Regions from separate parts of the Mus musculus genome. Here all the other regions are linked to region 1. The links are chromatin contacts, found by Hi-C or POLR2A ChIA-PET in ENCODE. All regions are on one chromosome and are shown on one strand. Each heading gives the region's core, a stretch centred on a gene start or an enhancer-like site at or near the end of the contact. The rest is flanking DNA. Distances are from core to core; before and after follow the strand shown. Region 1 holds the start of Igsf8 (immunoglobulin superfamily, member 8). Region 2 holds the start of Tagln2 (transgelin 2). Region 3 holds the start of Ncstn (nicastrin).

Region 1 (4,023 bases), core at 983-3,482:
TCTAGATGAGAAAAGTAAAGTGAAATGTGACATTGTGGCCAAGTCCCTGCCCTCTCTGGAGGGCCTCTACACACCCCTGAAGAGGGACAAAACCAAGAAGGCGGAGATGCTTCCAAGGAGAGCCCTGGTTTACAAAACTGTAATTTCCCGGATTTCCAGGGGTAAGTCCACAGCTTGCTACTGGCCCTGGAGGAAACCACCCAAGAGCCTGAGAGCCTGCTCTACAGTTCTCGCTCCTTTCCTTCTTCTGGCTACGTCACGCAGAGAACACATGACCACCGCCTGAAGCAGAGGCTAGAGTCAGAAAGCCAACATGGGACCAACCCTTTCCTCTCCTGGGTCTCAGTTTCTATCTCTCAGCACTAAGAGCTCCCAGTTCTGATGTTGAACCCGTGAGTATATGTGTGTGACTCAGGCACATATCGCTCCAGGCACATTTCATAATCAGGAGGATGGTTAAGGCAGCCAAGCTGACACCATCCTGGCTGCCCATGGGTAAACTCTGCTGAGAAGGTCCCCTCCCACCTTCCTGGCTCCACACAAGCTGATGCTTGGAGATCCCCATGGGAAAGTTGTCCCCACAGCCTCAGAACATAGGCTGCTACAAGGTTCTCAATGGCTGGGCTGCCTCCTTTCTAACAGCCAAAGGTCTGCTTTGGAGTCAGTTCTGAGTTCAAATCCACCCCCCACCCTCACTGGATACACAGTGGTATTTCACATCATCTGTGAAGTGAATGCCAGTGCTGGCTGCAGTGGGCTAAGATGACATTCAGCTCCTCTCCCGCCCCTGAATAACACTCACTCCTCCCAACCACCCCTGGGCTCATCCCTGCTCGGGTTAAGCCCAAAGGAAAAGAAGCAATCGCTAGGCAACCAAGCCCCACAGCTCCTTCAACTCCCTACATCACTCTGCCTCCCGCCTTGTTCCCAAAGGAGTTTTCATCCTGGCCCCAAGAAGCCCAAGGAACCATTCTGTACAACACTGCGCAGTTCTGGTATAAACCAGAGAAGGAGGTTGGGGTGCCCCACTATAGTATCTTCTCCATATGCATAACACACACACACACACACACACACACACACACACACACACACGTTCCTTTCAAGGGCTTCAGTCTCCTGGCAACTGCTCCATGCCATATCTTTCCCAGAACACCTCCTACAGGGAGCCCTCCAAGTCAGACCCCAAACATGGTAATGTTAGCAACCTCCACAGGCCTCAACACACACACACTCACACTCACACACACACACCAGACATGACGCAAGGTTGGCCCAGAAAACACACCATCATAAACACCCACCAGGACAGACACTGGGTGCTTAGAGATCCCAGGTTCAGTTTCCATGGAGCCTGGTTTCTCCTGAGGCAGGGATGTTGGGACCAACTGAGTCTGACAACCAGGCAAATATCTGGGAGCGTGGAAGAAGGGCAAAGAGGGAACTGGCCCAGGGTGGAGACACGTGAGGGAAGAAGCCTCAGATGGTGACATGTTATATTGGGAGGTGGGGGTGTTGGGGAGACTTTTTTCAGAGATCGTGGTCAGAATCAGCCCCTGGGCCTCCAGCCAACTCTAGGCAATTATGAAGACCGCCAGGCACTGCCCACGCAGAGCAAACACCCAAAACCAGGCCTTGAGCCGAGAGTGGGGCAGAAGGTTGTCACGGTATTTGGTAGCAACGACCCCAGACGCTGGGTGTAACCGATGAGAAGTGGTGCCTGCCTCCGGAGGCCCGATGGTGTCTCAGGGGATACCTCAGTAGGTCGCCCATATGCCCCAGCTAGGAACCTAGAGCGAGGACACCACCACCCTCCCCATAACTGATTGGGCAGACAGGCGCAAAAGGAAGCGAGACGCCGAGCCCAGAGACAGTGGAGGCACGTCTGTTGGAGAAGTAGGGATGCAACCAGCTCTGAAATGCTAGGAAGGTGGGCTGGTGGGCTGCACGGTGTTAGGCACCTACCCGGCCGGGACAGGGACGCGGCGACCACCACCTGGCTTACCAAGTATTAGCAGCAGCAGCAGGAGCGAACTCAGCGGCGTGGGGCTAGGGACGCCCATTCTGCGTAGGCGGCTCTGAGGAGACTCCTGGGGGCGGCGTGGGCTCTGGGGGGCCAGGGCCGCGGGGGGCGCATGCCCAGGTGGGGGGCAGAAAGCGGAGCAGTGAAGCGTGGGTGCGCAGAGCCCAGCCGAGCGGGAGCCGCCAACTCCCCGCCCTCCACCCTTCTTCCCCTCCTCCCGCCGCTCTTCCCGCCCTCCGCAGCTCGGGAGACCAGTCCCAGCCGCGCCCCGCTGCCCGGCCCCGCCCCCGCCTCGCCCCGCCCCAGGCCGTCGCCTGGGCCAGACTTCGACCCTGATGGTGGCTCCGCCTCTGGCCTCAGGCTGGGCGAACTGGCGGCACCTGGGCTCCTCTACCCCCATTTCCTCGCTCAGAGGGCACCCCGCCCTGCACCTGCCAGCCTTCCAGGGAGAATGGGGTGCTTGCAGGGCCTCTGGGGATGCATGATGGGGTGACTGTGGTTACGCACTCAGAATCCAATTGGGTGATGTGGGCCACTGAGTCTTGGCAGCAAACCCTGCTGATTTATGTAGGCATGGCCTGACCCACGGTTTCCTGGACGTGAAGCGGACCCAAAGGGGCTTCAGAGTCCTGGAAGATCGCTGGAAATCTGTTCTAATACCCGGTCAGAATGCAAAGCGAAAGGGAAGTGGGTTAGCGGTCCAGACTTCCTAGCTGGAAGATCCTTGTTCAGCTCAATGCTTTCAAGCTCACTTCCCCCCCCCCCCCCGCCACGTACGGAACAGAGATTGTAAACACTCGAGGAGTTACGGCGATTATTAGCTGAGATCATGCACATACGTTTCATGCACACGGTAACTATGGGGGTGTTTTGTTTTTGCGTTAAACTGCTTTCTACCAATTGGAGTCTCCAACGAGAGGACGTAACACACCTCTTTGCTGGGGAAGGTGGAGCTAGCCTGGAGGTAGGAAAAAGGAAGAGAAACCTCTTCCCAAAGCCATGTCTCCAACTGTGAAAAAGGCGGAGAGTAGGGTGGGGCCAGGATGGGAAGAAGGGGCGGCTCAGCCTGCAAAACCAGGGCGCGGAAGTGCCCATTAGGGGGAAGTGGCCTAGAACACGTCTAGATCTTCACCTCCATTCCCTACTTGTCCCCTTCACCCCTGCTCCCTCGCTTACTGCTTCCTATTGAGAAAACTGAGGCACAGACAGGAAAAGAGATCCGGGCCAGCGGTGACTTCCTCTTCTCAGAAGTCGTATTCGTGGGGCTGCCAGTGGAAGCCACATTCAGCAACCACAGAGAAACACTGATAGGGAATCTATAGGGAAGTCAGAACTCCAACCCTGGTCGCCCAAGACTGCCTAGCAAGAGGCTAAGGGACCTGCTCCTTGTCACCTGGATATATCCCAAGCCTGGTTTCTTCACACTGTTTCTCTAGAAGCCATGTTGAGCCATGTGAAAACTGCAAGCTACCGGGAGACTTTGGGAGAAAGCATTCTCCCTTTAGCTGGAGGTTGAGTGGATTGAATGACTTTCTGGTACCGGTTTGAAAGTCGGTCATCATCATCATCATCACCATCACCATCACAACATCATGATTATCATCATCATAGCCATTTATGGGATGGTTTCACAATAACACCGCCACCACCTGAAGATATCCTTTCTAAACTTTACAGGTTATTTTACAAGCAAAGTCATTTAACACAAGAGAGACCTGGCCTTTTAAAATAGTTATGTGTCTTGCCCAAGGCCACACAGATTTTAAGGTAACTAAAGTGTTACTTTAAAGCTCAGGTCTGGTGTGCACACCCTAGCACGCAGGAGGCAGAGGCAGATGGATCTCTGTGACTTCCAGGCCAGCCAAAACCACATATATCCTGTCTCAAAACAAACAAAAGAGCAAAACAAAACAAATCCACAAAACCTCAAGTCTGACGGTTCCCATCTTTTCTTGTACTCCACTGTTCACTCTGTTAAGGGCGAAAACTCATTCATGTTG
Region 2 (4,440 bases), core at 136-2,635, 190 kb before region 1:
TTTTTTTTTTTTGCTTAAAAAGCCCACACCTGGCAATCTCGAAGGACAAAGCCATGGGGTGAACACTGACTAGGGGCCAATCCCCTGGGGACCAGCATAGACACCAAGGGTGTGCAAGGGGATCGCAAGGACAAAGATTATTTGCGGCTTTGGAACGTTAACACCTTGCTCACCCCTCCTTACCTTGGCCCAAAGCCTGAGGTGTACCCTGAGCTACAGGGAAGAGAAAATGGGAGAAGCTTAGAGATGAGCTATCCCTGACTACTGCTCTAGGGAACAAGGAGACCCGTCCAGCCACTGGTCTCCTACACCGCACCTCCACTTGCCATCACCGCTGCTTTTGCTCCACAGATACCACGTATCCCAGAACCTCTCGGATAGGAACACAGGTAGGCCTGCAGAGCCCAAAAAGGAGGTAATCTACTTCCGGTCCAGCCCCTTCGGCCGTCCCCCCCACCCCCACGGCCACACCCTGCCTGGGCCGTTAATGTGGATGAGTCACCCACCGCCCTCCCGCCACTGGGGTGACGCAGGTCTGGGCAGCCCGCCCGCCCGCCCGCGGCCACCACCGGCTTTCCCAGCAGCAGGGGGCACGGGAGGGGGCAGCGGGTCTCAGGCTAGGGTAAGAGAGTTTGGATAGCAGCCAACCCCTACAGACAGGGCACATCCGAGTGCAGTCAGGGCTGCAGCCCGGAGATGTCCGAGGTCAAAGGCGCTCCAGGAGAAGAAGGGGGTTTCACAGAAGACCAGGCTACTGTGCAAATAACTCCCGGAGACCTGTGACCCCGAGTACCCGGACAAACGAACTAGCAGGAGGGGGGCAAAAGGGCGGTCTCGGGGTCACAGAAGGCAGGCAGTACCCACACGTGCTCCTGGACCAGGAAGTGAAAGGGGCGCGCGGTAAATTCATGGACCGGAGCGCGCGCCAGAACCTAGTTCTTGCGGCCACTCAGCAGCCTGCGGACGTCCGACGCCCTCCTTCCTTCTCCCCCCAAAGAGAACTCAACGCTGGAGCAAACGGCTGGGGCTTGGGACCAGACCTCTTGGGTCGGGACGGACGCCCCGTCTTGTGCACCCGTAAAACTTGCCTTGCTTAACTGCTGAACAATGCAGAGAAGGCTTGGGAACCGGACCTGACAGCACGGGGCGGGGCACCCAGTTGGGACCCCAGCGTCCGCCAGTCTTCAACCCCCACGCTCCCAGAAGCAAGTCTCAAGTGTTGGCTTCTTGCTTTCTACAGACCACACACATAATCCCCAACTCCCACCCCGCTGCCTTGGTCCCTCAGTCCTGCTCACCGTCCAAGAGGGCTGGATGAGAGCGCACGCACGACAGGGGCTGCAGCGGCGAGTGGAGCTCAAGACCCGGCCGGGCTTGGAGTTTTCTGGGGGGTCCCGCCTCAGACGGGGCGGACCAGGGGCGGGGCAAGGGCCAAGAGGGTTTAAAGGCGCCGCCGCGTGGAATGCTGGAGCGCTTAAGATAGGTGGTCAGTAGGCAGGAATGAGCCGTAAAGGACCTGCGGAGTCCTTGGCGCCGCTGCAAAAGGTCTCCGCCCAGGGGATCCTCAACCTGCATTCACCAGCCATAGACTTGTATCCTAATAGGAAACTTTCTGCCTAGACTAGCTAGCTCAGGATCGCAGGCCTGTTTCTATGAGAAGCCTACTATTACAAAAAGGCCGGCCTTTTGTAAATTCAGGTCCAGGAAGCGCCTTCCTACAGGATAGAGTAAGGAGTAATAGGTCTGGTGCTTACAGGCTGGGACAGCACCCCCACGTGGTTCTGCTTGCCATTTAACTTCAAGCCCGGGCAAAAAAAAAAAAAGAACAGTGAGGTCACTCCTTGCCCGGGGCCTTGAGGGTGTGGTAGGGCTTGGGACCTGGGATTCAGACCCAGTTCTCTCTCTCCCTTCCATCTCCCATTTAATAAATTGACATTTCTTCTTAGATCTTGGAGGGTTGGAGGCGGGGGCTTAGTGGAGGAAGTTGGCAGGCACTTTTCTACCCCTTAAGAGTGAAGAGCAATAGTTGAGGGGTGTCCAGAACACCTACTTTTTCAGGCTGTAGTTAGCGGAGTTCCCCATTTAAAACCCACCAGTGTTTTTCTTTCTTCACGTTATGGAGTCCCCCGTTGAGCCTGATATTTAAAAGAACAGCAGCCAGTTCCACCCTGACCTTTGACTTCTCTATTCCCCAAAGTCCCGCTCAGACCCACAGAATGTCAAGTTTCAGTCCCCTGTGCCTTTAGGGTGTTCCTCTGCCCGAAAGTGGGTTTCCTTCACTGCCCCGTCACCTGCTCTGCCTGTTACCTGCTTGTGTGGCTTCTGGTCAATTACAAAAGCACCTTTGGCTTTAGTTGCCGTGCCCAGTCTACAAAATAAACTCCGGGCGGTGGACGGGACATGGAAAGAACTCTGAGCAGTCTCCTGTGAGTGTCCCAGGAATCCCCACATGTTTTAAGTATTTACTAAATATTGACTCAAACTGAACTCTTTGTGCCAATGTGATAACCAGCTTACAGCTTTATCACAGTGCGTAGTTGGCCTCAGTGACTAGCGAGAACTCCCCAAGGACAAAGGCATTATCCCAGTGATTTCTCTATTTTCTCATGGCTTCTGGCCTAACAGCAGATCTCTACTAGGCACTCAACAACTTTTTTCTTGAATGACTGTTGAATGTGTCCCATTCAGAACCCTCTCTGTACATATCCAGGGACTTCCTCATCTCTCTTAAACACAAAGAGAGGTGACAGAGAAACGGTTTCCAGACATTTATTATTCACCTGTTTTTTAAAAAAAAGAAACCTGCACCCACACCATAAACACCACTTTCGAACGCGCGCTTGCGCGCGCGCACGCACACACACACACACACACACACACACACACACACACACACACACACACACACATTCCTGTTCAGCTCCCAGACTAATTAAAGAGTCAGTACATCCAACTCTATACCAAGCTCACTCAAGCCTACCACCAGGCCACCGAGACACAGAGAGGTAGGGGCAGTGCCCCAGCTTGGAGCCAAAGTCTTGGACTCCTTTGCAAATCCATATAAGCCTTTCTTAGTTTCACACTAAGCGGGCTCATAGCAGAGTAGCCTGTTCAGGGTAAGAGATGGACTGCTGATAGGCTGGTAGCCGGGCCCTGGTAGCATCCCTGCGTCTGCGGAAAGCTAGGAATTCCTCCCGAAGGGCAGCACAGCGGGCCTCGGGGCCGGCAGCATGGGTTGGGTTCAGGAGACAGCTCTCCTCTGGAGTCTTGACACCTTCAAGGGGAAGACAGGACTGTGTGAGAAGAGATGCCGTGACTCACTGGCTGAAGGGCTGAGTCCTGAGGCTCCAAAAGGCCTTTGCGTGCAGCACAGGGAGCCTAGGGAACAAGAGATGCTGCAGGGCAGGGAGCCTGAGACTCAGGAATTGCCTGGGAAACAAACAGACCAGCTCAGAGCATGGGAGAGCGGGTGTGGGAGAGCACAGCCAGCTTAGAGGGCCACATACCTAACTCTGGCTCAAGTTCAGGATGGGTCCGAGAACTGGCCAAGCCTGGGTGCCAGGTCTCTAGCAGCTCCATGTCCCCTGGGAATTCCGAATCCCATTCATAGTTCTCATCCACAGAGGTGTTCCTCCTGTTATAAAGGACAGGTGGGAAGCGTGGGCAGAGGAGTAGCCGGTAACCAGAAAAGTGTGAACGGAGGTTCCTCTAAAGCAGATTGCACTTCCTGGACCTCAGCAGAACTTCCAAGATAAGGGGTCTTCTGGTCTCAGGGTGGGAGTGGACAATGGAAGGGGAAGAGTATGGGGGTGGGGATATCGGTGATCTGGAATGACAGGGCAGGGTGGAGGGCCTGGGCAAGAACGAGTGGATACTGCCTTTACCTTTTGCTGACTGTCACCACATGCTCCCTGCGGGGCCACCTTTCTGGGCCACTGGCCCAGCTGCTTGTGTCTCCTGGAGCTGGACTGAGGTAGCTTCCCCCTGCGGAGGGGGCTGTGGAGGGAGGGCGCAGGAAGGAGGCGCTGCCCCTCCCACTGCTCTGGCTGGTGAGGCTACCACGAGGGGCAGCAGAAAGAAGGCCCGGCAAGACCCGCTCCCTCAGAGTCCAATCAGCCAAAGCTGTGTAAGGGGGCTCTGAGGAGACCCCGACCCCCATCAGTGTCCCAGGAAGCACTGCCCTGAGATTTGCAGGAGGTGAGTCTGGTGGTGGAAGGAAAGATGAGGTGGGACAGGGCTGACTATCCATGAAATCTGGAGGCGGAGCAGGCGTGGGCTCCTCAAGAGGTGGCCAGTCCCCGTCCACATTCATCTCTCGGAAGAAGGGTAGGCTCAGATACTGGAGCAGGGGTCCTGGACCTGGTAGGGGGCTAGGCACGGCTGCAAGAGGCTGCCCCACAGGGCTGATGTCTGTAATGCAGAGGGGTTGTGGGACCCCAC
Region 3 (4,512 bases), core at 1,440-3,939, 230 kb after region 1:
ACACACACACACACACACACACACACACCTGTAATGCTACATCTGGGAGGTTGAAACAGAAACACTGAGTTTGAGGCCCAGGTGGGCTATTTAGTGAGGCATTGTCTTTAAAAAACAAAACAATACAACCACCACCACCAAGAACAACAAAACCCTTACTCTTAGAAAACATTAAAATTTCACTTTTAGTTTCTGACTATAAAAAAGATCTACTGAAGGCAGGTGGTGGTAACACACACCTTTATTTCTTTGGGAGGTAAAGGCAGGCAGATCTCTGAGTACAAGGCCAGCTTAATCTACACAGTAAATTCTGGGCAAGCCAGGGCTACATAGAGAAATCCTGTCTCGGAAAACAAACAAACAAACAAAACCACCAAACCAAACCACCAAACCAAACCAAACCAAACCTACAAACAAAAAGGTCTACAGAAGATACTTCTATAGATAATCTTGGCCAATTGGTGACAGGCACCTTTACCCACTGAGCCCTTACTGGCTTAGAACATGTACATTTAATGTTTTGGTAAATTTTTTTCAAGTTTTTTCAGGGCTAAGGTTTCTCATTGTAGTCCTAGCTGTTTAGTGTAGGCTGGTCTCAAACTCAGATATCTGCCTGCCTCTGTGCCACCACACCAGGAATGCTTGGGCTTTTCACAACATGGCCTCACATTGTTGTCTAGGTTGGTCTCAAACTTGCAGCAACCATCTTGCCTTAGTCTCCCATGTGCTGGGATTACAGGAGTGAGTCACCACATCCAACTCTGGTAGCTAGTCCTTAGTTGTAAAAATATTATATGAATATACTCTCATAGCAAGTTAATGAAGGCACTATTTTGCATGATGTTTCTTTTATTTTTACGGTAGACTCTTTAACACCGTCCCGTGGAGCGGGCAGTTGTGAACCACATGTCATGAGTGATGGGAACGACATACTGTGCGGACAGTATGCCCTCTTAACTGATTCAGCGATCTTAATGAACTCTCAAATACTGATTTCCCTAATGCCTTTCTAGTGCACAAGAAGAAATCTGAAAAGAGCTCATAGAAAATGAAGACTCATTTCAACTACTCAAATACCAGAGACTCGTTTGTGTTTGTTCTTTTTATTAAGTACATGCACAGGTGAGTTCAGGTGCCCACAGAGCCCAGAAGAGGGGTCAGGTCACCTGGAGCTGGAATTACAGGTGGATGTGAGCTGCTGAATGGGGAACCAAACTCATGTCCTCTGAACAGACAGTAAATCTTAATTGGGCCAACTCTTCAGCCCTAGAACCTTTTTTTTTAGAATAGGATCTCAGTGTGTCTCAGTGTAGCTTTGATTGGCCTGCCGCTCGATACGTTGACCAGGCTAGCCTCCAACTCACAGAGATCCACCTGCATCTGGCTCCTGAGTGCTGCAATTAAAGCCACCATGACTGGCACCACACATGATAATTCTTTTCTCTTCTTCTTTTTTTGCCATTTCGAGATAAGGTCTCTCTATGTAACCCTGGTGGTACTAAGAATTCTTACTGGCACCCTTTATAATCAAATTTCCCATGACACTTAGAAACTGCCCAGAATATAGCCTCCATTAAAGAACCTCCAGTTTCTGAATTACTAAGTCTTGCCAGGCACTATTATAAACACAGTTAATGTACTTTCTCATTTTAATTCTCTTTATAAGAAAGTGTTAACTATCCTTATTTTTAAAGATAAGAATATAGAGATTTAGAGATAGTAAGGAGACACCTTAAGGCGGCTTGTTAGTAGACGTTTCAGAATTCCTAAGCAAGTCTGACTGACTCCAATAAACAAATTCTGAACCACTTCACTATAATGCATATCATGAAATAGTCCAGATATATTTTTTATCAGATTTCCATAGACTTAATTTTTCTAATATCGACATTTTCAAAGAGTGTGATCTCAGGCCTTTGTCTTTCAAGACTTATCACCAAAAATTTAGCTGTTTACCTGGTATTCAAATCTAACACAAAGCATCTGTATTTCACCGGACAATCTTACCCAGGCTCGGGACCTGGTGGGGCAGTAGGCCTCCATTCTCTCACTCCAAATAGGCCAAAAATAAATAAATAAATAAATAGTCCAGCGGAAGCACTGGACATGGAAATGGAGCAGACGGGCTACTGGAGTAGCCAGTGACAGAAGCTGAGACTCAAACCCCAGAAACACTCCATACAACCTGGTTATCAGAAAGCATCCAAGTCATAAGGCCTTAAGAACAGAAAGGGCTGGCACACCCCCCCAGAAGAGGTGGCTGGAAGGAGTAGGGAGCCGGCCTAAGGTTAACGAGCCACGACACGATAAGTTCCAGGACATACGAAGCAGCACGGACTGCAGACTACTCCACTAACCCTAAGCCGCTCCCTCGGTTATTCCTCCGGGTTCTTCCAGGAGGCCCGACGCGGTCAGCGAGTCCTGCCTTAGTGACAGCACCACTACCCCCAACACCCAACCTCCGCTGTTCCCGTTTCTTCTCCACTACCTTTGACCCGCGCGCTCTTCGTCTCGAATTTGGTTAGCATCCTTCAGGCCTCGGGCTCCTAGGTCAGGTTAGCGGGTCCCGCCGCTCCCGGTGGCACTCCCAAGGCTTCCACGTCAGCTACTCCCGGGTCGCGGCTCCCGGAAGCTCCTCGGACAAGGACTTCCGGTCTCTGGAGCGCTGGGCCACAGAGACGATGCTAGCGGAAGCCTAGAGAGGCCGCTACGAGTCTGGAAGGGACCTGAGGCTTCCGCCCAGCGGAGAGGCAAGATGGCTACGACTAGGGGCGGCTCTGGGCCTGACCCAGGAAGTCGGGGTCTTCTTCTTCTGTCTTTTTCCGTGGTACTGGCAGGTGAGGTCACCCCACCCCGGAGCTCTGGTCTTTAAGAGGAGCCGTCCGGAACGGCCCATCGCTAGTGCAGGCAATGCCCTTCTGGTTCCGATTGCCCCTCTGTCCCCCGCCCTGGAAATCCTTCTTGTCTTTCGTTCCCATGACATAAGTTCCTCCTTTGCCTGGACCTGCATTTCCTTAGTTCTCTCCAGCCCTTTTCTGGGTTTCCAGCCTGATTCTCTTCAACCTTTCTCGCATGCCTCGTTCTCTGTTTAAAGCCCAGCCACCCCATCAGCCATCAAAAGGGACAGGTGTGAAAAGCTCAGCCCCCTTCCTCCGGTTTAGTATGTTTGAGATCAAAACAGTCTCGTTTCGTGGTCTTTGTGCGACGTTGAAAAAATGAGAGCCCCCGTTTCCTCCTGTTGGTTCTAGCCTAAATTTGTGTTCCTTGTTTTCTTAGCTTACTAAAGTGAGGCTAACGTTAGCTTAGCTGCTTTAAACTGTTAAGAGGGAAGTAATGATTCAAGGAATCTTAGACGTTTAATGTATATGAATATTTTCTTTTTTTCCAATCTAATGTCTATTTAGTGATCTTTAAATTATGAAGTACAATCAGTAACACACCTGTAATTATTTATAGTGTGTTCAACTAAGAGTTAAGCAAAGATATATATATATATCTTTCTAGGTAAGCCCTGAAATGCAGCCATTTCCTTGTATAGCCATGACTCCGTCTTTCTCAACATTCACATTGCTTTTGATTAGCTTCAAGGGAGGAACTGTAGCTGTCCCATACTCTAGGTGTGTGGGCAAATGGTCTGATATTTCATTAACTGACCAGGTGTGTGGCATAACGTTTCTTCTCCTAGGTCTGTTCAGATTCTTAGGTGGTTTTTGTTGTTAGTGCTTTTCTTTGTTTGGTTTTGGCAATCTATATTCTTAGACCAGAGCTCTTTTGATAACTAATTAGTAATGTACAGGCAAGCTAAAAGAAGCAGACTTGTTTAGCCCTGAAACTTGACGCCGGCACATCTGAAGTCAAAGACTTTTGACAATCACCTTTTAGCTTTATAATTAATCGATCATCATGGAGTCTAATAACTTTCTAAAATACACAGCTAGGTCCTCTTTACAATACTTATGTTCCAATAATGTGGCCAAGAAGTGAAAAGAATGATCATTAATCTTGTGTTAGACAGTATGATCGTGAATGCTTTACTGAAACCATGAATCGAGCTGATGATGATAGAGGCTAATACCAAATTATCTTTCACTTTTTCCTAATACTGTTTATCTTCTGATCAGGATTGTGTGGGGGAAACTCAGTGGAGAGGAAAATCTACATTCCCTTAAATAAAACAGCTCCTTGTGTCCGCCTGCTCAACGCCACTCATCAGATTGGCTGCCAGTGTAAGTTGGAATTGGAATTTGTATTTGTGGTCATTAATAATTCAGTTTGTATCCTGGATACTCAGAAATACTCATATCCTGCTTAGGAGTCTTGGCATTCAAATTACAGTGTATGTATAGAAGGTGATTATCATCTGTCAAACCAGGCAAGATAATTAATAAGAGCTGAAACTTAGTAAATGCTCTTTTAAAGTGTGCATTTTATTTTTGCCTCTGCAACAATCCTTGTTATTAACACTGTACAAATGATGAAACTAAAACTTGAGAAAAATGGATTAACTTTCCC

Evidence for each region. A loop is a pair of places that touch in the nucleus more often than their neighbours do. ChIA-PET counts read pairs that join two places held with the same protein, here RNA polymerase II (POLR2A).
Region 2: a map of Patski shows a loop between it and region 1 (2.5-fold over the local background). The contact joins the promoter of Tagln2 here to the promoter of Igsf8 in region 1. A Hi-C loop is called at or near these places in 1 of 37 maps with a recorded cell type or tissue (Patski). POLR2A ChIA-PET finds 5 or more read pairs at or near these places in 2 of 5 experiments (both embryonic stem cell).
Region 3: POLR2A ChIA-PET joins it to region 1 with 46 read pairs in Patski. The contact joins the promoter of Ncstn here to the promoter of Igsf8 in region 1. POLR2A ChIA-PET finds 5 or more read pairs at or near these places in 2 of 5 experiments (Patski and embryonic stem cell).

Annotation. Positions count from the first base shown.
Region 1 is chr1:172,310,576-172,314,598 of GRCm38, reverse strand. It overlaps Igsf8 (immunoglobulin superfamily, member 8), which reads right to left and starts at 2,232. Exons shown (of 7, transcript NM_080419.2): 1 at 2,006-2,232. The coding sequence starts at 2,063.
Region 2 is chr1:172,497,191-172,501,630 of GRCm38, reverse strand. Tagln2 (transgelin 2) reads right to left here and starts at 1,385. Exons shown (of 5, transcript NM_178598.2): 1 at 1,299-1,385. It overlaps Igsf9 (immunoglobulin superfamily, member 9), which reads right to left. Exons shown (of 21, transcript NM_001145800.1): 19 at 3,885-4,440; 20 at 3,507-3,634; 21 at 2,754-3,274. The coding sequence ends at 3,093.
Region 3 is chr1:172,080,926-172,085,437 of GRCm38, reverse strand. Ncstn (nicastrin) reads left to right here and starts at 2,689. Exons shown (of 17, transcript NM_021607.3): 1 at 2,689-2,837; 2 at 4,122-4,226. The coding sequence starts at 2,756. Copa (coatomer protein complex subunit alpha) reads right to left here and starts at 2,909. Exons shown (of 33, transcript NM_009938.4): 1 at 2,489-2,909. The coding sequence starts at 2,528.